2 separate regions of the Mus musculus genome follow, and region 2 is linked to region 1. Evidence: chromatin contacts called from ENCODE Hi-C or POLR2A ChIA-PET data. All regions are on one chromosome and are shown on one strand. Each heading gives the region's core, a stretch centred on a gene start or an enhancer-like site at or near the end of the contact. The rest is flanking DNA. Distances are from core to core; before and after follow the strand shown.

Region 1 (5,567 bases), core at 1,379-3,878:
CCATCTCTCCAGTTCCCATAGCCCTTTTTAAGGCAAGGTCTCATGTAGCCAACGATGATCTTGGACTCCTGATCTTCCTGCCTATACCTCCAAAGGGCTGGGATTATATAAGTATACCACCAAGCCTGGTTTGTCAAGTATGGAGATTGAATAGAGAGAGGTCTTTATGCATGCTAAGCATTTACTTTACCAACTAAGCTACATCCCTAGCTTTCCTAATCATATTGCAACTTAACTTTGGAGTCTAATCAACCACTAATCTTCCATGCAAAATTTCTAATGTATCCAGATGGATCTTGCGGGACCAGAGGGTCTGCAGCAGATCTAATTATCTTCTGGGTAGAAAACAGCAACAAAACTGTAACACAGCTAGGCAGTGGTGGCACTTTTAATTCCAGCACTTGGGAGGCAGAGGCAGGCCAATTTCTGAGTTTGAGGCCAGCCTGGTCTACAGAGTGAGTTCCAGGACAGCCAGGGTTACACAGAGAAACCCTGTCTCGAAAAACAAAAAACAACAAACAAACAAAAAACTGTAACACTATTTCCTTTGAGAAAACAACTTTCTAATTTTGTTTACCTATATAAATTCTTCAGTGTTTAGTTCAAATGACATCTTATTCTTGCTGTCATTTTGGCTAACACATTTTGAAAACTATCAGGTAGTTTTTAACATTGCTTCCTGTGTTGAACTATAAATAAATAAGACTGACACCCACAAAATATAAGCACAATCCTTAAACCATGTATTTTGGATCTCAAAAAATAGGCTACCTAAAAACTAGGCTTAATAATCTTCACTTCTCGGGGCTGGTGAGATAGCTCAGTGGTTAAGAGTGCCGACTGCTCTTCCGAAGGTCCCGAGTTCAAATCCTAGCAACCACATGGTGGCTCACAACCATCCATAACGAAATCTGATGCCCTCTCTGGAGTGTCTGAAGATAGTTACAGTGTACTTACATATAATAAATAAATAAATCATATATATATGTATATAATCTTTACTTCTCATAATCCCACCATACCTTGGATATTCAGTACTTATCAACTGATCTATTAATGGTATAATTAGAACAGGTAATGCAAAAGATAAACTGCTGGAAGAAGCTGGGCATGATGGTACATACTTGAAGGTAGAGGCAAGTGGATCTCTGTGAGTTCAAGGCCAGCCTAGTCTACAATGAATTTGAGACAAGCCAGGCTTACTGAGTGAGACCATGTCTCAAAAACCCAGTAAGATGGGCTGGAGAGCTGGCTTAGTGGTTAAGTGCATCAACTGCTCTTCCAGAGGTCCTGAGTTCAATTCCCAGAAACCACCTGGTGGCTCACAAGCATCTGTAATGGGATCTGATGCCTCCTTCTGGTGTGTCCATAGAGAGCAATGGTGTAGTCATATACATATCTTTAAAAAAAACAAAAAACAACTAAAATAAGGAAAAAGAAAACTGCCTTAACAGTCATTTCTTTATGCTTCAGTTCTCAATTAAAAAATACAGACAATACCTATCTATCTAAAAGGACTATAGTAAGTATTACATATTGTTACACACTGCACTGATGTGAACTTCAAACTATTTTGCTAATAAATACTGGGATAACTGAGGTTTTTATTTCTTTTTTGAAGCAGGATCTCATGTCTCCTAGGCTGGGCTTGAACTATAGCTCCTTCTGCCTTCACCTCCTGAGTGCTGGTATGGAGTACTACAAGTTCCCCAAGACTTAACATGTCCAGAACGCCTCTTAAGTTTTAGCTCTTCAAATTTTTTCTTTCCATGCCTTCCTAGTCTCAGACTACTGTACCCTTTGTACAGGACACTCACAATTCCTCTCTCTGTGTATATTTAGTTCTTTATTTCTGTAGGCTTTACCTTTAACATGTATCCTGTATTCATTTGCTTCCCGACCACTAAGCCCTGGTCCAAACCATTCCTTTTCTGAACACTGACTGGCAACTTCTGATTATCCTATTTTCATTTTTCATGTTTCTGCTGGATATCTAAAAATCACTAAATTAGATCATTTTGCACCTATATTGAAATGACTTCAATTTGAACTTTAAACAACCTACCTTGCCTTATAAAAGCCTCTACCTATTTCCCATCACTACTGGATTTTTTCCGCTTTCCTGAGTCCAATGTGTCTTCTGCCCCTCAGATATTCTAAGCCCCGCCCCCCAAGGTCTCCTGATTTAGTTTCTTGTACCTAGTATCTCCTCTCTATCCAAACAGGGATGGCTTTGTTTATTCTTGAATGCTACCTACTCAGAAATGATTCTGTGAACGCGACGCCTTTTGCAAGGCAGGCAAGAGTTCTACCACTGAGCCACGCCCCCCACCACCACAATTTCCCCGAATAATTTTATGAAAGTAAGAATTGATTCAATTCTAATCCTTTCTTTGAACAGGTTAATCTCCGAGTCCCTGACAAGGAAGGCAACTTGCTACAAACCAACAAGTTTGTGACAGACTTTAAACTAAAATCTTAAGTGTCTCCAGAAATGTTAAATCGGGTCTCCCGAGTTCTAAACAACGGCTCACGTTTTTATAGAGTCACAAACGGCAGTCAGAGAACCCGGATCACAGAACTTCTCGCTGAAGGTTGTCCCAGATATTCACACCCAACCCAAACCCACCCCAGAAAATCAAGTTATCCCTTAGGGTTGTGAATCGCCAAAGGGCTTCTGACACTGTTGCCCACTGGCCCCGCGTAGCCCTGTTATCTCACACCTAGCGGGACAGGCTAGCCACACCCTCACCTGAACTACAATCTGAGTGGCTACTCTTGGCCTACTACTCACCTGGCAATTCCCGCATCAGGTAGAAGGGGCCACTTCCAGCCGTCGACTTATCCGCTCCTGCGGGGGCCGAGGTTGCCGTCGAGGGCGGGGCTGCGCCTGGACCACCTCCCGGAGGAGGAGGGGGTGGCGGGGGTGGCTTTCCAGGCCCAAAGCCTAGGGCGCTTGGTGGCGGTGGGGGGTCAGTCTGAGCTCCAAACAGTGCCGTGAAGTTCTCCATAGCACTCTGCGCTCCTGGTTACCCGGGATCGGGCGTTAATTACTTTGATTGGACAGTACTTTCACAGGGTACCACCCTCTTCGTCTAAGAGTGTCCCATCATTGGATACATTAAGCCCCGCCTACCATCTTCCGGCAACTTACTTCCGTCGCCTGAGAGACTGGTTAGGAAGGTGGTTCGCAGACTAATAGCCAATAAAATGACTCAGTTAGAAAAGCGACAACGATGAGGACCAATAGACTATTTAATTCATTTTCTGATCTATTATAGCATCCAATAAGAGATCTACATCCGGGTCTGGAGGCGTTGCATCTGATATTTGGTCCAATAGAAGCCTTGCTGGTGGGGGCGGAGGACGAAGATTTGGGGAGCGGGAGTGAGCCTGCGAGAGAGTAGGCAGGAAAGATGGCTGTCCTTGCGCCTCTGATTGCTTTGGTGTACTCGGTGCCGCGGCTTTCTCGATGGCTGGCCCGACCTTATTGCCTTCTGTCTGCTCTGCTTTCCATTGCTTTCCTCCTCGTGAGGAAACTGCCACCGATTTGCAATGGTCTCCCCACGCAACGCGAAGATGGCAACCCGTGTGACTTTGACTGGGTGAGCGCCCCCTGCCTTACCAGCTCTCGACCTTGACCATCCCTGCCCTGCAGGTGCATGTGAAAATCTGGGAGCAGGTTTCGGGATGTAGCCGCCTTACAGACTGAGTGCAGAGCCTAGGCCGTTATCTAGTCATAACCTCCGTGTTTAAGATGGAGAAACAGATTACAGGGTTTCCATCACAGATGAACAGTATTCTACAGTGATTCCAAGCTACCTGGGGCGCCAGTGAAGAAAAGGCCAATAGTAGAAATACCATTAAATTTTTTTTGTTTAATTTTTAACGAAGTGATCACAGTGTAGTTAGGCGATTTCCCAAGGAAACGCAGCGTTCAGAAAGTGCTGTCTAACCTTATTCAATTCTCTGATAGACTGGCAGACGAAGGTCGCTGACTCAACAAAATAAATGACTTGGATGGAAAATCGAATACTCTGGGCATAGTAACTATGCACACTATCTTCCTGCGGTGGGATAGAAAAACAGGGAAGATTACAAAAATATGAGGTGTGGGGAGGGAGGCCCCTCAACCATCTAAGAAGCAGTATGTAAGAACAATTAACATTTGCCGTAAAGGTTGTGGACATAGAGCTAATAAATACCTATACAGGTATTTATGCTAAAATAGCAATGACCAGGACTTAAGGCCTAAAGGTATTGATATAACCTTGGGCAGGCCTCACATGTTCTGGGACTCTCAAATAAGATTAACTTTGTTTACATTAAAGATACAGTACTGTTGCCAGGCTTTGTGTTGTACCCTTTTGATCCCAGCTCTCTGGAGACAGAGGCAGGTGGACTTCTTTAAGATTGATGTAAGCCTGGTCTATATAGGATTTCTAGATCCATCAGGACTACATAGTTAGACACTAACTCAAAATGAAAGAGCACAACAGATACTCTACTTATCTCAATCCCTGTACTCTAGAGTCTTTCTTTATAAATTGCAATTCAGCCAGGTACCTCTTAAGAATTGCTCTATGATTTCATTAGGCCCTCTTACGATAATAGCTTCAAATCCCACCAATATGGTATAGATGACTATGGTAAAGAAAATGAAGTGCTTATGTTTTTCAGTCTTTCTGAACTCTTTCTCCCTTAACTCACATACTTAAGACTTGAGTGCCAGCTTGACCTATGAAAAACAAAACATCATAGCCTCAGCTATATATCAAGATCCTTTCTCATAATCAAATGACAAAAAAGAAGGCCTGCACTTGAGAGGCTGAGGTGGGAGGAGCACTGAGAGTTTGAAAGAAGAACTGACTTCTGCATGTTGTCCTCTATCTTCCCCATGTATGCTGTAGCACATGCATGAGGGTGTACACACACACACACACACACACACAAACTGTCAAAGAAAGAAAACCAGTGGGGCGTGGTTATCCACCCCAATAATCCTACTGTACAGACTAAAGCAGGAGAAGTTGCCTGGGCAAGATAGTGAGACCAAGTCTCAAGGACAGAAGGAGGGATGGAGGAAAAAAAAGAGAAAACCCAAAGGCCATGGATTTGTTGAACGATACCAGCCATTTGCCAAGGGTAACCCCTTTGACTTGTTGGTACCACTACCCCCCAACCTGCTCCACTTGTGTCTCTGTCTTACTGACTCAAGCTGGGTCTCGTTTTACATTTCATAGTTTGCCCCCTGTCCCGTCAGCCCGGCTCACTGCTTTGTTGTTGTATATCTTCCAGAGAGAAGTGGAGATCCTGATGTTCCTCAGTGCCATTGTGATGATGAAGAACCGCAGATCCAGTAAGTTTTGCTGCTGTGGACTGGCTGGGGGTTGGGACTCATGCCCTGCTGAGGCTCCTTTGTAGTGTTATAGGAGGAACGGTGTATTTAGTAAACTCGATCCACATTTCATGCCGGGGGAGTTTCACCTTGGGCTTCTAGATCCTCTCCCTCCTGTTCCCACTTCAAAGAAGCCCAGGAAGAGGGCCAAAGAGTGGGAGCTTCAGCC
Region 2 (5,567 bases), core at 1,732-4,231, 36 kb before region 1:
TTGCTAAGTTGACCTGTGACACTGGTTGGCAATTTATAATCATGAGAAAATTCAAGGGAAGAGAGGATTTGAAAAAGCATAATGACACTAGAGAAAAAGCGTTAGGTATTATTTGATATATTTGTCAAAGTAATTTATTTCAAATATGATGATCTGGATAATTAATACATTGTTTTAGTCTTCATTTTACTCTGGACTATTTTTCAGAAGTCATCTTATTAAAAAAAGAAAAATGGAATCCTTGTTATGCCTTGGTGTCTTTGCTCCTTTGTGGGTTCTTTTTTGCCACCTTCATTCCCCACCCCTCCCACCCCCCAGTTTCACCTCCTATCACTAGATAGGATAGAAAGGACAGAGAGAGAGAGAGAATCTTAATTTCTTTTTTCTTTCGTTTCTTCTTTGAGCACTACTACTAACAAACCACAACCTGAATGACCAACAACCACCAATACCAGGGCGCTAGCATTTATATACCCTCTGAAAAGTTCCTAGAATTCCAAACATCACACAATCACAGAAACTGTCTGGAGCTGGCAAAACCATGCCTCTGATAATGCACTGGGCAGTCAGTCAGCTGCTGGAGAGAGTCCAAAGCAGCACCTTATTCCTACATCTGGAATTAAAAGGAAAACACAGTCTTATATTTTTGTGTTTTTTAAAGAAACCAAAATCCAGCAGGGCGCGGTAGCAGAGGCAGGCAGATTTCTGAGTTTGGGGCCAGCCTGGTCTACAAAGTGAGTTCCAGGACAGCCAAGAGTATACAGAGAAACCCTGTCTCAACCCTCCCCACCCTCCAAAAAAAAAGAAACCAAAATCTAAAATTGTCACTATATCTTGGGACAGTGATTATGCTTCTGCTAGTGCTCATCCAGCTAAAATTAGGCTGACAATCCAGTAGTCTAATGTCCCTAGTGACCCTGAGGTATTCAGTACCTCTGGTTGGATGATGGAACCCTTTTTCCATTTAGTATGCTCTGGCCAAAAGACATGATGATTCACACAGGTCTTTGTAGAAAAATTGGGTTGGCAGGATGGGTCAGTGGGTGAAAGGACTTCCTAGGCGTGACTGACAACTTGAGCTCCTATCTGTAAGCCAAGAGAGAACCAACACCCAAAAGCTGCCTGAACTCTGTCTGCCTTCTCTCTCTCTCTCTCTCTCTCTCTCTCTCTCTCTCTCTCTCTCTCTCTGTCTCAAACAAATAGTTTTCCTATTTAAAAAGGTAGGAAAATCAAGAATGCTTCACTTGTTAAGTAGAGAAAATAAAGCTTTAAAATCCTAGAGAAATAAATGAAATTTGACCCATCTTAAGGAAACATTATTTTATAGGCAGAATATACTTGATAGGGTAAATGTTGTACCTCCAAATAATACTTTAAAATTATTCATAATGCTGAAGATTTTTAAAAATTCTCTCCTTAGACCGCTCTATTGGCCGTGCTACCTACTTCCTCCATGTGTGATGTGTGAGCCACAGCCCAGGCCATACCACCATTCTGCCATGGTCTGAGAATTTACCCCACAGACGTCTTCGCCAACGGATTTTTCAAAATAAAGTTCCACTCCTTAAAACATGTATGCTCGTAACGGTTCCAATAAACGCTGCATTTAAGCCAGTAGTAAAAATGATAAGGGATAAGACTAGAGTCTAAAGAAAAAAGGGTAGATTTTTTTTTTTCTTTTCTTTAACTGGATGCCTAAGGCTGAAGTGTCAAAGTTAAATCAGTAACATTTGAAGTGAAGTCAAGGAAACAATGACAGGACTTGGAAATAACCCTGAACGAGACCTTCGCTTCAGGGAAGCGGCTCGGGGATATCTTTTTGAAGGGCTGTTATGTAACAGAGCTCCTTTACAAATGAGAGGTGGCCTGAAGCTGTAAGAGGAGAGCCCTATGGCAAAGCCACCGGGTCCACAGCCGTCTCGGCTTAATTAGGGCAAAATGTAGTGCCGCGATCTTCGGAGAGTTAGCCAGCAGCTCGCCAGGGACAGGAGCTATTCTAGAAAGACTTTTCTTTTCAGCCTGCTTTCTCAAATTGGGTGAGGTCAGGGCGCCCATTCCTCGTGTAGTCGTGGAGGTGTCTACGCCTCGCACCGCGCACTCCCAGTGCTTCACTCCATCGGCAAGCACTGTAAATCTAGGGATAGCAGCCGAGCTCCTTCATCTAACCCAGCCTTGGACAGAACCCTCTCCTCAGACTGTTCAATGGGCCGTGCGCCTCCTTCCTCCATAGGTGAGGCCATACCACCACTCAGGAATTCTGCCACGGTCTGAGAATTTACCCCACTGACGCTTTCGCCAACGGATTGTTTTAAATAAAGTTTCAGTCCTTAAAGAAAAAAAAAAAAAAAAAAAGTGTGTGTGTTGGAGGGGCTGCCCGACCGAATCCTCACACCAATGAATGAAGAGGCAAGGAAGGAAGCCGGAAAGGCTTAACGGTGATTGGCTATCGTAGATGCTTTTCAGGACTGTACCAGGCCAACTCGGAGGAGGCTGGTGAACTAAGAAAGGGCATCTGCTTGTTTTTGAGCACTTCCGGTACATACGTAGAATTTTTTTTGCTTAAAAGTTTTTCTTGACTACACTACAAATGGGAAAGCGGACAAAATAAGAGAAAGATCTCGCCAGACCAGTTCCTCGTCCCCAAACCGGCGCAGTTCGCCATGTCCCCTCTCCCGACCATCCAGCCAGACACGACGGCCAGGCGCGCGCGCTCCCGTGTCACTACGTGTTTGCGGCGCCGTGCCCCTGCAGCCAATCAGAAGGCGAGGTCGCCGCGGTCGCCCGCGGTCGCGCGCACGCTCTAGAGCGCCGTGGGGGCGGGGGTTAGGGGGTGAATGGAAGAGTGAACGGGGGCGGGCTCGGCGGCGCGAGCCGCATGAATGAGAAGAACGTGCCCCGCGAGAGACGTCGCCCGCGCCCGCGCCCGCGCCCGGGAGCCAATGGGAACGTCGTGAGGCTACAGACCGGAGGCTGAGGGCAGCGGCCGCGCGCCGGCCGCACAGAGGCGAGCGTCGGCCGTCGGGAGCGCGCGGCGGCGGGGCGGGCGTGGAGCGTGCGGGGGCCGCGCGCTGCCTCTCAGAGGCCAGACGGCACTGCTGGGAGGCGGCGGCGACAACGACGGCGGTGACAACGACGGCGGCGGTGACGGGCGCCGCGCCGGGGGTGAGTACCGGGGACGCTGGCCCCTGCGGAACCGGAAGTGCTGGGCTAGTGAGGTGGGAGGGGAGAGTGACCTCTAGGGAAGGGGGACCGCGGAGGGGAGGAGGTTAAGGCCCTACCCCTCCTCGGGCTGTACGGGCCCCGAAACGGACGCCCGCAGACTAAGAGAGCCGCGGCCGCCCGCCGGGGCTTGGACCCGGTTGGTGCCCGGCTGCCCAGTTGCGGAGCCGCCGCCCCTTCCTTCCCCGGCCCGCGGTTCTCTCAGCTCCGGCGGGCCCTGCGCGCGGTGGATTCCGTGTTTTCTGGGCCAGGGGTAGTCAGTCCTGCCCCCGGTGATGACTCCCACTGCTCCAGCTGCCGGCCGGGGACTGTACTCCTTTTACCGCTCCGCGGTTCAGGCCCCTCGCCCTACACTCCACTGGTCCTTATTTTGGTTAGAGCTTCGTCCTGTGGTTACCTGTTCTTTCTCCCATCCATCGGCTGCTTCTCCCTACCCCCCACCAGCCAGGTGCTCCATGCTTTTATGCTTTTAGTACTTTGTACTTTATTTTACAAGTAGGGCTTGAATGTATCTGACAGTATTTTATCACTAGCCGTCTATTCCTGGGGAAGTTTAAAGTTCCTTAACCAGTTGGCCAAATGAAACCACTAAAACGAGAAACAAGAAAGTGACTAAAGTTATTAGAAGTAGTCGTAGAATAGATACATGTTACATTGCAGACCATTTTTGTCCTCTTGGGTTTACTTCCTGGTTAATGCCATCTTGTCCAGGATAATCTTAGGTTAGATCTCCATCCTTTTATCCCAGTGTGAGCCTGCTTTGTATCAGACAGATCTGTCCGGTGCTCATGAATGCATACAAATTCATCTAGTGTTTGTAAGAATTCTATCGCCAGGTACTTGGGCACCTACGTCGATCTGTAATAATACTCTTTTTAAACTTCTTCTTGGATCTTTCCTTCATAGCATGTATTCATTCTTCTATATGACATCTCCATTTCTATATATTCAAATTTAGTGTTCTGTGCTATAAGGTTTGGTTATTTTAACAAATAATACATGTGCTGTCCACTGCACTGCTCCAAAGGAACTACTTATATCAAACCTTATGAAAGTCTTCAAACTACACATCTTGAATTGTTTGTTGTTGTTTTGAGACAGGATCTCTGTACATAACTGTTGCTGCCCTGGAATTCACTTTGTAAGACCAAGCTGATTTCTAACTCAGAGTTCTGACTTCCTGTGCCTCCCAAGTGCTGGGATTGAGGTCGAGAGCTACCACACCTGGCTCTGTATTGTTTGTTTTATACATACATATTTTCACTCAGTGATTTTTTTCCCCCTCAGTCAGCATGTGTCACGAACATTCTTGTCCACTTTAGTGATACTGTTGTGGATACACCAGCTTGTGACTGATGAACCACACTCGCCTTTCCGGTTTCGTCCCTTCTCTTTCTGCACCACATTCCTTTGATAAGACTTGGTGTGTTGATATTTATACCCAATAAATTATTTTATCTTGTCCCTTCTAATATCTATCTTAACATTTCAGACGATGGTCTCATTTATATTTCAGTATGCGGTTCCATAATTGCATGTACTGTACCGTGGCAGAATTAGTCTGTGTGGCTTTCGTCCTGTAGTAAATGTGACCTGCAATAGTATAGGATTCACTTTACGTAATAGTTAGGTAATTTTCCTTTTATCTTTGGAGTTTTGAGGGAAACGGTTCCTTTAATAATACTGTCTACAAATCAAATTTGCTTGTTCCAGTTGATAAAGATATTTAGGCCTAAAGTCAGGAAACAGAAATAAGCATAAAATCAGGACTAAATAGGATCTGGTTTTTAGTTGGACCATAGAAACTTAATGGAATCTTTGGGCCTTCTTTCTAATGTTACTTAACCCTCCCCCCTCCCTCCCTCCTTCCCCCCTCTCTCCCATCTTATTTATTTATTAAATTTTTCTTTTGGGACAAAGTCTTACTATGTAGCCCTTGCTGGCCTGGAAGCTATGCATACCAGGATGGCTTGGAGAGATCCACCTGCCTCTGCTTTTCTTTTTCTTTCTTTCTTTCTTTCTTTCTTTTTTTTTTTTTTTTTTTTCCCCAAGACAGGGTTTCTCTGTATAGCTCTGGCTGTCCTGGAACTCATTCTGTAGACCAGGTTGACCTCGAATTCTAGAAATCCGCCTGCCTCTTCCTTCCAAGCGCTGGGATTAAAGGTGTGCGCCACCACGCCTGGCTCTGCCTCTGTTTCTTGAGTGCGGAGATTAAAGGCATTCACCACCACAACCGAGTGGTGACAGTAGCAGGCTCCTTTGCCTTCTCTGTCTTAGGTAAGAACAGAAGTGATAAATTCCAGAACACATTTGTATTTCATTGTCTGGGGTGTTCGCTGTTTTATGTT

The links. Hi-C counts contacts between places; a loop is a spot of excess contacts on that map. ChIA-PET counts read pairs that join two places held with the same protein, here RNA polymerase II (POLR2A).
Region 2: a loop to region 1 is called in a map of heart, with 3 times the contacts of the local background. The contact joins the promoter of Zdhhc5 here to the promoter of Tmx2 in region 1. A Hi-C loop is called at or near these places in 16 of 37 maps with a recorded cell type or tissue (T-helper 1 cell, T-helper 17 cell, T-helper 2 cell and 6 more). POLR2A ChIA-PET finds 5 or more read pairs at or near these places in 4 of 5 experiments (Patski and embryonic stem cell).

The regions. Positions count from the first base shown.
Region 1 is chr2:84,675,889-84,681,455 of GRCm38, reverse strand. It overlaps Tmx2 (thioredoxin-related transmembrane protein 2), which reads left to right and starts at 2,628. Exons shown (of 9, transcript NM_025868.4): 1 at 2,628-2,813; 2 at 3,282-3,605; 3 at 5,299-5,359. The coding sequence starts at 3,417. It overlaps Med19 (mediator complex subunit 19), which reads right to left and starts at 3,054. Exons shown (of 5, transcript NM_025885.3): 1 at 2,795-3,054. The coding sequence starts at 3,011.
Region 2 is chr2:84,712,578-84,718,144 of GRCm38, reverse strand. It overlaps Zdhhc5 (zinc finger, DHHC domain containing 5), which reads left to right and starts at 2,981. Exons shown (of 12, transcript NM_144887.4): 1 at 2,981-3,162.